Linked DNA regions of Homo sapiens: region 2 is linked to region 1. Evidence: chromatin loops called from intact Hi-C (ENCODE). Cell type or tissue: ascending aorta. All regions are shown on one strand.

Region 1 (5,000 bases):
AATACTACCTTTTAAAATTAAATGACAGTAATCACTCTCTCAAAGGTAAATGGTGCCTTTAATAAGAATGGTACTAATGGTATTACTATATAAGTGCACCTGGTTTTAAGTCAGTTTCCTCAAAATATGTCCCAGAAATCACCCGTGTAAAATTTACCTGGGATGATTATTAAAAATAAAGTACTTTGAATGGAAATCTTTGGGGTTAAAGTCAGTGAATATACATTGTATAAAGTTAAGTCATTTATATAAAATTTGAGGAATCTGATTTGTCAAGAACTAGAGTTAAAATGAGTAGTGTTTAATAATTTGTTGTATAAAAGTATCATACATTCTTTGGCTGGAACATATACATTCTTTTAAAATATGATTCAGTTTAAGAAAAAGTATGGATTTTGAACACATTTTTGTTTAAAACAACGCACAACCATATATTCTCTATTTGGCAACATTTGAGGGGTCCACTTCCTTTTTATCCACTATAAGATGACTTTATATACAACGAGTTATGTTTTATGTCCCATGAATTATATAGATGCTTTTTTATTCAAATTCATGGTATAGAGTACTCCAGAGACCACATGAGAAGAGCCTATGAACCCATGAGCTGCGTCTGTAATAAAGATGAACTACCTGTTTCTATTGTGGGTGCACAGACCCACTTAGCTTTGTTGATGTTCTTTCTGTAGTTTTATCCTGTGTCGAGCCTGTTCCTTCCAGACAGGAAGAAATGTGTGCTCTTGATTAAGTGCCTAGGTGAAGGATGATTCACGCTAGTCAAACTTATTTAATTTTGAGTATATATGGGTTTTTAAAAAATTAATTGGTATGTGAAAAGGATCTTTCACATTTTGTGCGTGATACTTAGCAAGTACCTTTAGGAAAGAGTTACTTTCTTATTTTTAAGTAAAAATATTCTCTTGATTATGGCTCTTTTTCTTTTTAATTTCAGATTTTGTTGATGGACCTATACACCACAGGGCTTTACTTATATCTGTGACTGTCTGTAGTTTGCTCTTGGTCCTTATCATATTATTTTGTTACTTCCGGTAAGTTTCTAACATGTAGATGCAAAATTTTTAATTTATAGTGTCTTCTTTTTACTAATATTCTGCTTTTGCCTGTTAGTGTTTCTCACCACAGCTTTATTTATCTTAATTAGATCTTATAGTTAACTGAAAATGTCTGTTACTGTTGATAAATATTTGTCCTAATGAAGTTACAAATAGATACCTATCTCATTTCTGCTTCAGACTTCAAAACTACCCATATAAATATTTTATCCCTAGGGAAACTAGGGTAGTTAGAGACTTCAGAGACTGGTTGTTACTTAGGTTTGATTCCAAGCAGAGAAATGGCCATGTTGAACTTAAGAGTTGCTCAAATTCCTTATTTTCTAAGCTATAACGTTTCTGATTATTAAAAGATTTTAAACATAATTTATAGATTAATCATTAAAATAAGGTCCTTTATTATATTAAATTCGGTAATTCCTATTTTTTTAATGGCCTATGAACTTATGTTCTAGATTGTGAAATATTAAGGACCTTGATATTTATGTCATTTGCCTTTTGATTAATTTATTACTCATTTGAGATACTCTGCAAATGGTCAGATTAATTGATTCAAATAAATTCATTTCTAATTGAAAACTTAAGTATTGACAAAAAGTTTTTAAAGATTAAATTTATATTATTTCTTTAGATATGACCTTATATAAGAGAGTTAGCTATAATGATTTTTGTACACCCAAAATTTACATCTTTAATTAATTAGGGACCTTAGAAAAGATTTTAAGGAATAATATTGGAGCTATTTAGAAACACTAGTAGAATGTAGTCTGCTTGGATATGTGCAATTTGAAATAAATAAAAGAAGAAAAATTGTAGATGCTTGAGACTGAGTAAAAATATGTAGTTTATTTAGTTTATTTTAAAAAATAGGTTAGCCAAACAGTAATGAGTTTTACTTGGGAAACCATAACTAAGAGTAAAAAATATGAAGCATTTAATGTATTATATTTAGGTGCTAAAATAAAACTGCTGTGATTACCATTTTAGTTGCAATATTTTACTCCATCATTGCATTTCATTATCTAAAATTATCTTCATCTATCCATCTTTAGGTATAAAAGACAAGAAACCAGACCTCGATACAGCATTGGGTTAGAACAGGATGAAACTTACATTCCTCCTGGAGAATCCCTGAGAGACTTAATTGAGCAGTCTCAGAGCTCAGGAAGTGGATCAGGCCTCCCTCTGCTGGTATGAGAAGAACACATCTTGAATTTAAAGGAAATGTTTTCTGAAAGAACTGTCAATGAATATGGGGTTTCACTTACTGAAATAGGGCACTGGACAAGGAGAAAGCTCTATGCAGTCTGTTGGACATCCGATCTCAGCTGCAGGGCTTCCTGATAACATTTTGACATATTGAGAGTAAGGTGATTGTTTTTTAATGTAGGTGTATGGTTACAATCCAGACCCTCAGACATTCTGATGAAGAGCAGATTAGAAAACATTAAACACGGGACCATCTTCCCTGTGTTTTCCATAAGGATAGCATTACCGCACTTTGGCCTGGCTTTTGAAGGCTAAAGTATTACAACCAACTGGCTTCTCAGTATTTCTACAAAGAAAGAGGGTTGCTTTTCAGCTGTGGGGTTTATGTTTCAGGGTAAAGTTCTGGCTTTTCCATTCAGGAGAAGCTTCATTTTCTGATGGTCAGCACTGCCAACCTTGAAGAGAATATATGAGCAAATACAATTTGAAAATCAATAGTATTACACTTATTTTTTTCTAAAAGAGATGTACAAATAGTAAAATCCCTTTTGGTATTAATGAATTAGATGCTCTTGGAATTTAAACTGAGTTCTTCCAGTGTTTCTTGCCTTCAAACTCATCTTTCCCATTACTGTGGAGTTCTTTCTCCAAAACCATTGATCTTGCACTGTTATGTCCTGGGTAAAATATCCTAATACCCAATACTGCTTGCAGGTCTTCTTTCCCAGCTTGGTATGTGTGGCACATAAACTCAACCTGCCTTCCTGACGTCTCCTCCCACCTCTTCCCAGTATGCTGCCTGGGCTCTAGCATCACCTTTGAGTAATTGTTTCTCAAATACAACATATATCCACGTCATTGCAAATGTAATCTCTTTACTGGACATCACTCCAACTCATGGCTCAAGGCCTACCTCATGTTTTACCTCTGTGACAACTTCTCAGTTACCCCAGACTAAGCCAGTCTATTTATCTTCTGTGATAACATTTTATTTTTAGCACTAATAATGGCCATTTAAAATAATGTTATAATTAGTGGTAATGTTCTTGTGTCTTTTGGTGGAGTCTGTCCTCTTTGGGGTAGAGGTTACATTTTGCTCACTTTCTATCCCCAGTAGAGTGGCTGATTTATTATAGGCGCTGTTCAATAATTTGTTTTTAAAAAGCTTTCAGCTCCTACTTTTAATAGCTATAAAAATACTGTCTTGTTTCTATAATCCAGATACCAAAAAATAATATTTGGCTCACATCATATAATGATTAAAAGCATATATTCTCAAGCCAAATTGTCTGGGTTCCAATCCTGGCCAGACATTGGCCTTTAAAACTAAATCAAATTCTCATTTAGTCCTCATAGCAACCCTATAAGGTAGTACCAGAAATATCAGTATAACCCTGTATTACACATCAGGGGATACAGGCCCAGATAGGTCAGCTAGCTAGTACGTGGAGAAGCCAGGATTCAAACCCAGATGATCTGTGCTCTTAACATTAGTGAGATGTGAACTAAATGTTGGTTAAATAAAACAAGAAAGTGCATTTGATGGCGGTAGGATGGGAAGGAGGGTTCTATAAAACTCAGTTCAATAAAGAAAAAGTCTCTATTACAGATTTATTTTCTGGTTTTAAGATTTGGTTATTAAGATAAACAATGCAGAGGTATACAGTTCTCTCTCCATATATTGATATGTGAGTGAATACCTCATCTTAACATTGATTTGTTATTAATTTTAATAACATAATGGGCAAATTAGTGCCTTATATATAACCACATACTTGGACCTTGTGTTTAACAAATGACTTTATACGTGCCCTTTAATTTTGCATCTTTTCTTTTTCATAAAATGTCAATTTTTTCCTACTTTAAAAGGAAATAATATCGTAGGGCTGTTGTAAGAATTAAGACTGTGTGTGTGTGTGTGTGTGTGTGTGTTCTGTGTATGTCTTCTCACAGTCCTGGAATAGTGATAATTCTTTATAACTCCTTATACATTCAGTTATTCTCAGAGTACATGAAATATAGTGATCTTTTTGAAAGTACAGTTATAGTCATTGTATCTTACAGGCATTTTATTTATACAATCAATCTAAAAAGTTGGTATCTAAGAATGTAATATAGAATTAAAGTTTAGGTACAGAAGGACCAGAAACATTTGCTAAATCAAATAAAAACTAAAATAAATCAGTTAAAAAATTTTGAAGTTATATTTTTAGGTCCTTACATGTTATAATAGCTTACTTTCTGTCTTTGGGATAAGTTGTTCCTATTCTATCAAGTATCGCCAATTCTGTCAAAACTTATAATTAAATTATAAAATGTATTATCGTTAGAAAAAAAAGCAGATGCAAAACTGCTTATGTTAGGAAATTCTCCATAGACTTACATGAGCAATGCTTTGTAAGATCTGTAAATTAAATATTTTTCTTTAATAAATGTGGGAAGTTTCCTCTCAAATGAGTGATTTCCCTGTGTATGAATTTGGCTCCCAACTGGTGCCCATGTTGCTCCTGTTTCCTTGTTTGGAAATGGAGTACAGTGGACTCAACATGATGTCTCATGGCGCACAGGGCTCCTAAAGAGAGGACGGCTGCATTACACATAAACTTGCTTGCTTATTTCCATCAAGCTTCAGTGGCTTCATGGTACATCAGCAGTTCTTTTTTAATAAATTACGAAATTTATAATCTTCATTATAAATAATATATAATATATAATGTC
Region 2 (5,000 bases), 820 kb before region 1:
CAATATGATTACTGAAAATAGTATATGATTTTTTGTTGTTCTAAGCTAAGAGATATCTGTCTTAGATGTATAATCAGATTAGTGTGTTTTACAAATGATACTTCTTGAAATAGTTCTTCTCTAGTAGAGTACATATGTATTCTGTGTGTTCTCTATGCACCTCTTTTGCATAGTTAGGTTCATTTACTTTGCTTTGATTTTTAGGATAGCTTTTTAAGTTTTCGCTGCCAATATATAATTATATAAAATATGGTTCCAAAGTCAAATCTATTTTTTAAAAAGGTTTATTTAAAGAAGTTTAACCTTTGTTCTTGCTGTAAATTCTATCCCCTCCCTATAGGTAACTTTTTTTCAGTAAGTTTTTATACTTCTATTGGTTTGTCCTTTTATTTGCTTGAATTTTTTAAGATATAAAACATACTCACAGAGTTACCAATAAGCCATTCTCTCCCCCCTAAATATGTGTCCAAGTCTTGCATAAGATGAGGCGCATTATACGTGAGCAGCTCATTGAACATCTGCTCCTAGGAGAAGGAGAAAATATCACTTTAAGAATAATGAGAAGAAAAGTAACATGATCTGAGGAGGAAGTAGATTTCTCCATCTTTATTCTCCCACATGAATTCAAGAAGAAAGAGAAGTAGCTAGATTTTTTATTCAAATTTATGACATGGAGATTTAGGTCTGATTCTCTATAGATGTGAGTCATCTCTTTATTGCTCATGGATTAAAAAAATAGTTTTGTGTCACCAGTTCTTAGTTTCTTTGTGTATAATGACTAAATATTTTACCCACAAAATCTTATTTTTTCTTAAATTTACTAAAGTGAAATGATTCTCTTGTCTTTTTAGATTCCTAAAATTTCCCTCTTTCTTAACCTAGCTTTTTTAAAGCTAAATAATGTAACTGAAGGTAAAGAAATTTATTTTATTTCGTAAGGCTAGACTCTTCTAGTTTGGCAGTTCTTCGTTTCACTATTGCGTTTATAATGAATCATGATCTTGGGCCTTTATGTATTTTCTCATTGGACTACCATTGTGCCTCATTATCAGATTTGTCCATCTTGAATATCATCTACAAAATGCATCATCTAGTTATCCCCTCTTGATATATAAACAAATATTATTTAAAAATTAACATCCTTAGGAAAATATATATAAAACATCCATTTTTTTAATTGTCATCATTTTTCTACTTAAAGCTCTGAAGACCAAATAATTTACTCAAGGCCTCTTTCTTGATAAGAGATGTTTGTTTATATATAAGAATTCTGCCTGTTTGAGTCTTGGTTATGAAATAGAAGCCAAACTCAAAAATATAAAATGTATATATCATTTATTAATATGTCTAAATGATCTATAATGAAATCCAACCTTTATTAAGATAAGTCAGATAGTGGATACTGTACCAATTTGCTGATTTACTTGCTGTTATGATTATGACTTAGCTAGATGGTATATACTACCACAACATAATGCCTTATATTTAGAATACAATTTGCAAAAGCATCCTTACATACAGGTTGAGCCTCCCTAGTCCAAAAATCCAAAATGCTCCAAAATCCAAGACGTTTTGAGCATGCGCATGATGCCCAAAGGAAATGCTCAGGGGAACATCTCAGATATCGGTTCTTGAGATTTGGTATGCTCAACCAGTAAGTATAATGCAAATATTCCAAAATCTGAAGAAAACCCCAATTCTGAAATACTTCTGGTCCCAAGAATTTCAGATAAGGGATACTCAACATGTACTTACATATGTTTGCCAGATTTAAAAACCGAAGCTTATAAAGCTTGTCATTATTTTGACTTTATGTTCTTTCCCTTGTTCTATAAAGTGCTCTGTGGTCAGTATGTTCATAGTTTTAAAGAAAACATTAGTTATGAGTCTTTCTGCTGCTTACACAGAATTTGTAATCCCATTGAAGGGCAGTGAGTCGATAACCATGTGGTGCTTGCCACAGATCTGCTCACCTCAGTTGGCATCAGTCAGAAAAGTAATGGCCAATTTGATTGTTGGACAACTTTCCAAAAACTCCTGTGTGCACTCCTGGCAAATTCTGTTCTTCTAACGTGCATTTCCAGAGCTTCAGGTGCACCAATGTTTGTGTATATGCAGAGTCAAATAAAACTCTTATATCTGTGCTACTGACTTCTCCTTGAGCCCAGATTGTCTTTGTAAGTTTGGTGAATTATTTCAGTCTAATGAAATGTAAATTAATAAACAGTGTAATTAGTATTTAAGTTTCATTTTAAAGTACAATCAACCAAAATAACATAAAGAAGATAAGATTTGATTACACTTCTTTTTTTTTCCAGATATATTTTAAAAAACACATTTCCTGATCCATCCTAGATAGCCACTCCTTTACTTGATGGATTCAGAAATTTCTAGCCTCCCTTTTCAGAGGAGGTTTTTTCACCCTGAGAATTTGTTGCTATGAAAGTTTAACAAATGACTTTTAGAGAGGTTCGTATATTTCTCAAAAGCATTTTCAGATATGCACTACCAAAATTATTTTGTGTTGGAACCACGACATCAGAATGTCCTCAGGCCTTCTCATTCTTCTTCCCCATCCTGTTCTTTAGATGAGGAAATGGAAACACAGATACATTAAATAACCAAAGTAACACTAATGGTGAGTTCAAGGATTGTCATGGTGACCAATATCCAAAGGCATCTTTTGCTTTTAATTCTTTTTTTATTGGAAATGGAATTTTTAGTAATAAATACTGTAAAATTGTGTGTATTTGGTAGATTTTTAAGGTGTATATGACAAGAATATATTCACTATCCATCTTAAGTGCATCAATATTCTGCCTTTGAAATTTTCACCTGACCACAAGATGGCAGCAATGTAGCCCACTACCAACAGTCTAAGAAATGAAATACAGAACAGTGCATTTTTCATTATATATTAGCCAAGTCCTGCTTGTTAATTAGATAGTCTATAGCTATCAGCAATGTTTCTGCAACGTGTTCTGCCTTTGTATGATTTAATCATGAACTTGGATTGCTGTGTCCTTTGAAATTGTTTTTTTGGAATTGGTGGTATGTAAGAGAGTTGTTATTCTAATACAAAGGTAGAGTGTTACTCTTATCATAAATGTTCGAAGAATATTTTCCTCTGGGAGGTGGTCTCTGTTATGGAGCCTCAGCCACAGAAAGGTAGAAAATAGAAAAGTAGAGAAGAGCAAACTGATAAATTGATAGACTGCACATTAGGGGGGTGTTTGGTACATGGAACAAAAATCTTTAGACACTTCTAAATTGGAGAGCATCTGTTTCTACATTTATAATGATATGTAAAATACAGATGCCATGTCTGACAAATAGTAAAAACAATTAACACCAAAGTATATAACACTATTAATTATAATAGTTAATATTTAACACTTCCTACCTAGCCATAGGCACATATGCTAACATTTAATCCTGCCAACATACTTCAAAGTAGAGCCTGTTGTATTCCCACTTTACAAAGAGTTTGAACTATAAATAGGGAGTTAAGTGACAGCTAGTAAGAAGGGAATCAGGATTCAACCTGGCAGTTTGACTCCAGAGCCTAAATGTACTTATGTCAAAAAGTTGTATTTCTATCATCAAAGCTGAGCTTCATTATTTCCTGGCTAGGCCTATATATATACGTGTGTGTGTGGGCAGACCCTACACACCTTACATTTATATCATGGAGTTAGTCAATGTAAATACTTTTGTGTCCGGATATCTCTATTCAAATCAGAAGGTGCTAATTAAATAGTATTTACAATAAATACTAAGTAGATAGTATGTGCTTAAATATGTGCTTAAGTAAATTGATAAGACTGCCTGCTATTTGTGCTGTGGCTTTCGACTATAGGCTTTAGCTTTAACATGTACATAAATATTCATGCGCAGCTGTTTTGAACAGCTGCTTGCACTGTGGTATTATACCCAGTGGTTAAGAACCTGGGGTTTGAGTCAGTGACGATTTGAATTCCTTCTGCACCACTTCTAGCTGAACAATTTTGGGTAAGTTGTTTACACTACATGAAACTCTTGTTTTCTTACTTGGAAGATGAGGATAACAGCAGTTTCATTCTAAAGGAATGCTTAAATTAGTTACTAATTTAAGCAATTGTATACCTAGGTGATGAGGCTATGGGATCTAAATTCAGCTGTCTGGGCTCAGTTCACAGTTCTGTCAGTTGTGTGACTTTGGGCAACTCTGTAACTTCTGTTTCTCAGTGTCTTCATCTGGAAAGTGAGCATGACAATAAAAAGCACTTATCTTGAAGTGGGAGGAGGGCTGACTGAGATAACACATAGAGCTGAGAGTAACACAGGCACATGGTGTGCATTTGATGAGTGTGGTTCTGATCACTTATTCAACAAGTGTGTAATGCCTACTATGTAAAAGGCACTGTGATGGCGGTGGGGGATCAGTTGAATAATACAGACATGATTCCTACCCCACGATGCATCCAGCTTGAGGAGACAAACAACAAACAAGTAATCACACACCACCTGCCAGTCTCTTTAAAATAGAGACTGTGATGAGCGTCCTAAAGGAAACCACTAGAAGCTGTAATAAAGACGTCTATTTAGAATTCTGCATAAAGATGAATAATTTGACAAATATATATCATTTTGCATTCATCTCTAAACCACAGTAATGAATATTTTTAAAAAGATAGAACCCACAAGGAAGTGGAAAGAGAGGAGATAAGAGCAAACAAAATTTGAAGCTAGTAAGCAGATGGGTGAATGGCACCTGTGAAGGGAAAGCCAAGAACCAATCCTATCAACAACACAAAATCCTTAAATGGCTCAGGAAATGACCGGATATGTCTAGAACTGGGGTTAAGGAGGTTTGGGAGGGGATAAAATGAGGATTGGTGGAAAACTATTAAGCGGTTTTAGCATGGGATGTTCTTCATTTTACATTACTAGACAGCTGTCCCTTCCCCATTCTTAGCGGAAAACAGCCTAAGAATTTTTATAAATTTAGAAGCACAATA

The links. Peaks named below come from ENCODE experiments on the same cell type or tissue, not always from the same donor. Only the 100,000 strongest peaks of a DNase experiment are listed, where the experiment ranks them.
Region 2: a loop joins it to region 1, with 4 times the contacts of the local background. A loop is called at or near these places in 8 of 110 quality-filtered maps.

What each region holds. Positions count from the first base shown.
Region 1 is chr4:95,122,858-95,127,857 of GRCh38, forward strand. BMPR1B (bone morphogenetic protein receptor type 1B) reads left to right here. Exons shown (of 13, transcript NM_001203.3): 7 at 953-1,049; 8 at 2,126-2,264. Among named protein-coding and RNA genes, the nearest start is that of BMPR1B, 370 kb to the left of the region's middle. In ascending aorta, a CTCF peak has its summit at 2,260 (motif pointing left); no DNase peak of the experiment used is centred here; H3K27ac peaks cover 1,061 bases.
Region 2 is chr4:94,301,721-94,306,720 of GRCh38, forward strand. It overlaps HPGDS (hematopoietic prostaglandin D synthase), which reads right to left. Exons shown (of 6, transcript NM_014485.3): 5 at 426-524. Among named protein-coding and RNA genes, the nearest start is that of HPGDS, 39 kb to the right of the region's middle. In ascending aorta, a CTCF peak has its summit at 2,848 (motif pointing right); no DNase peak of the experiment used is centred here.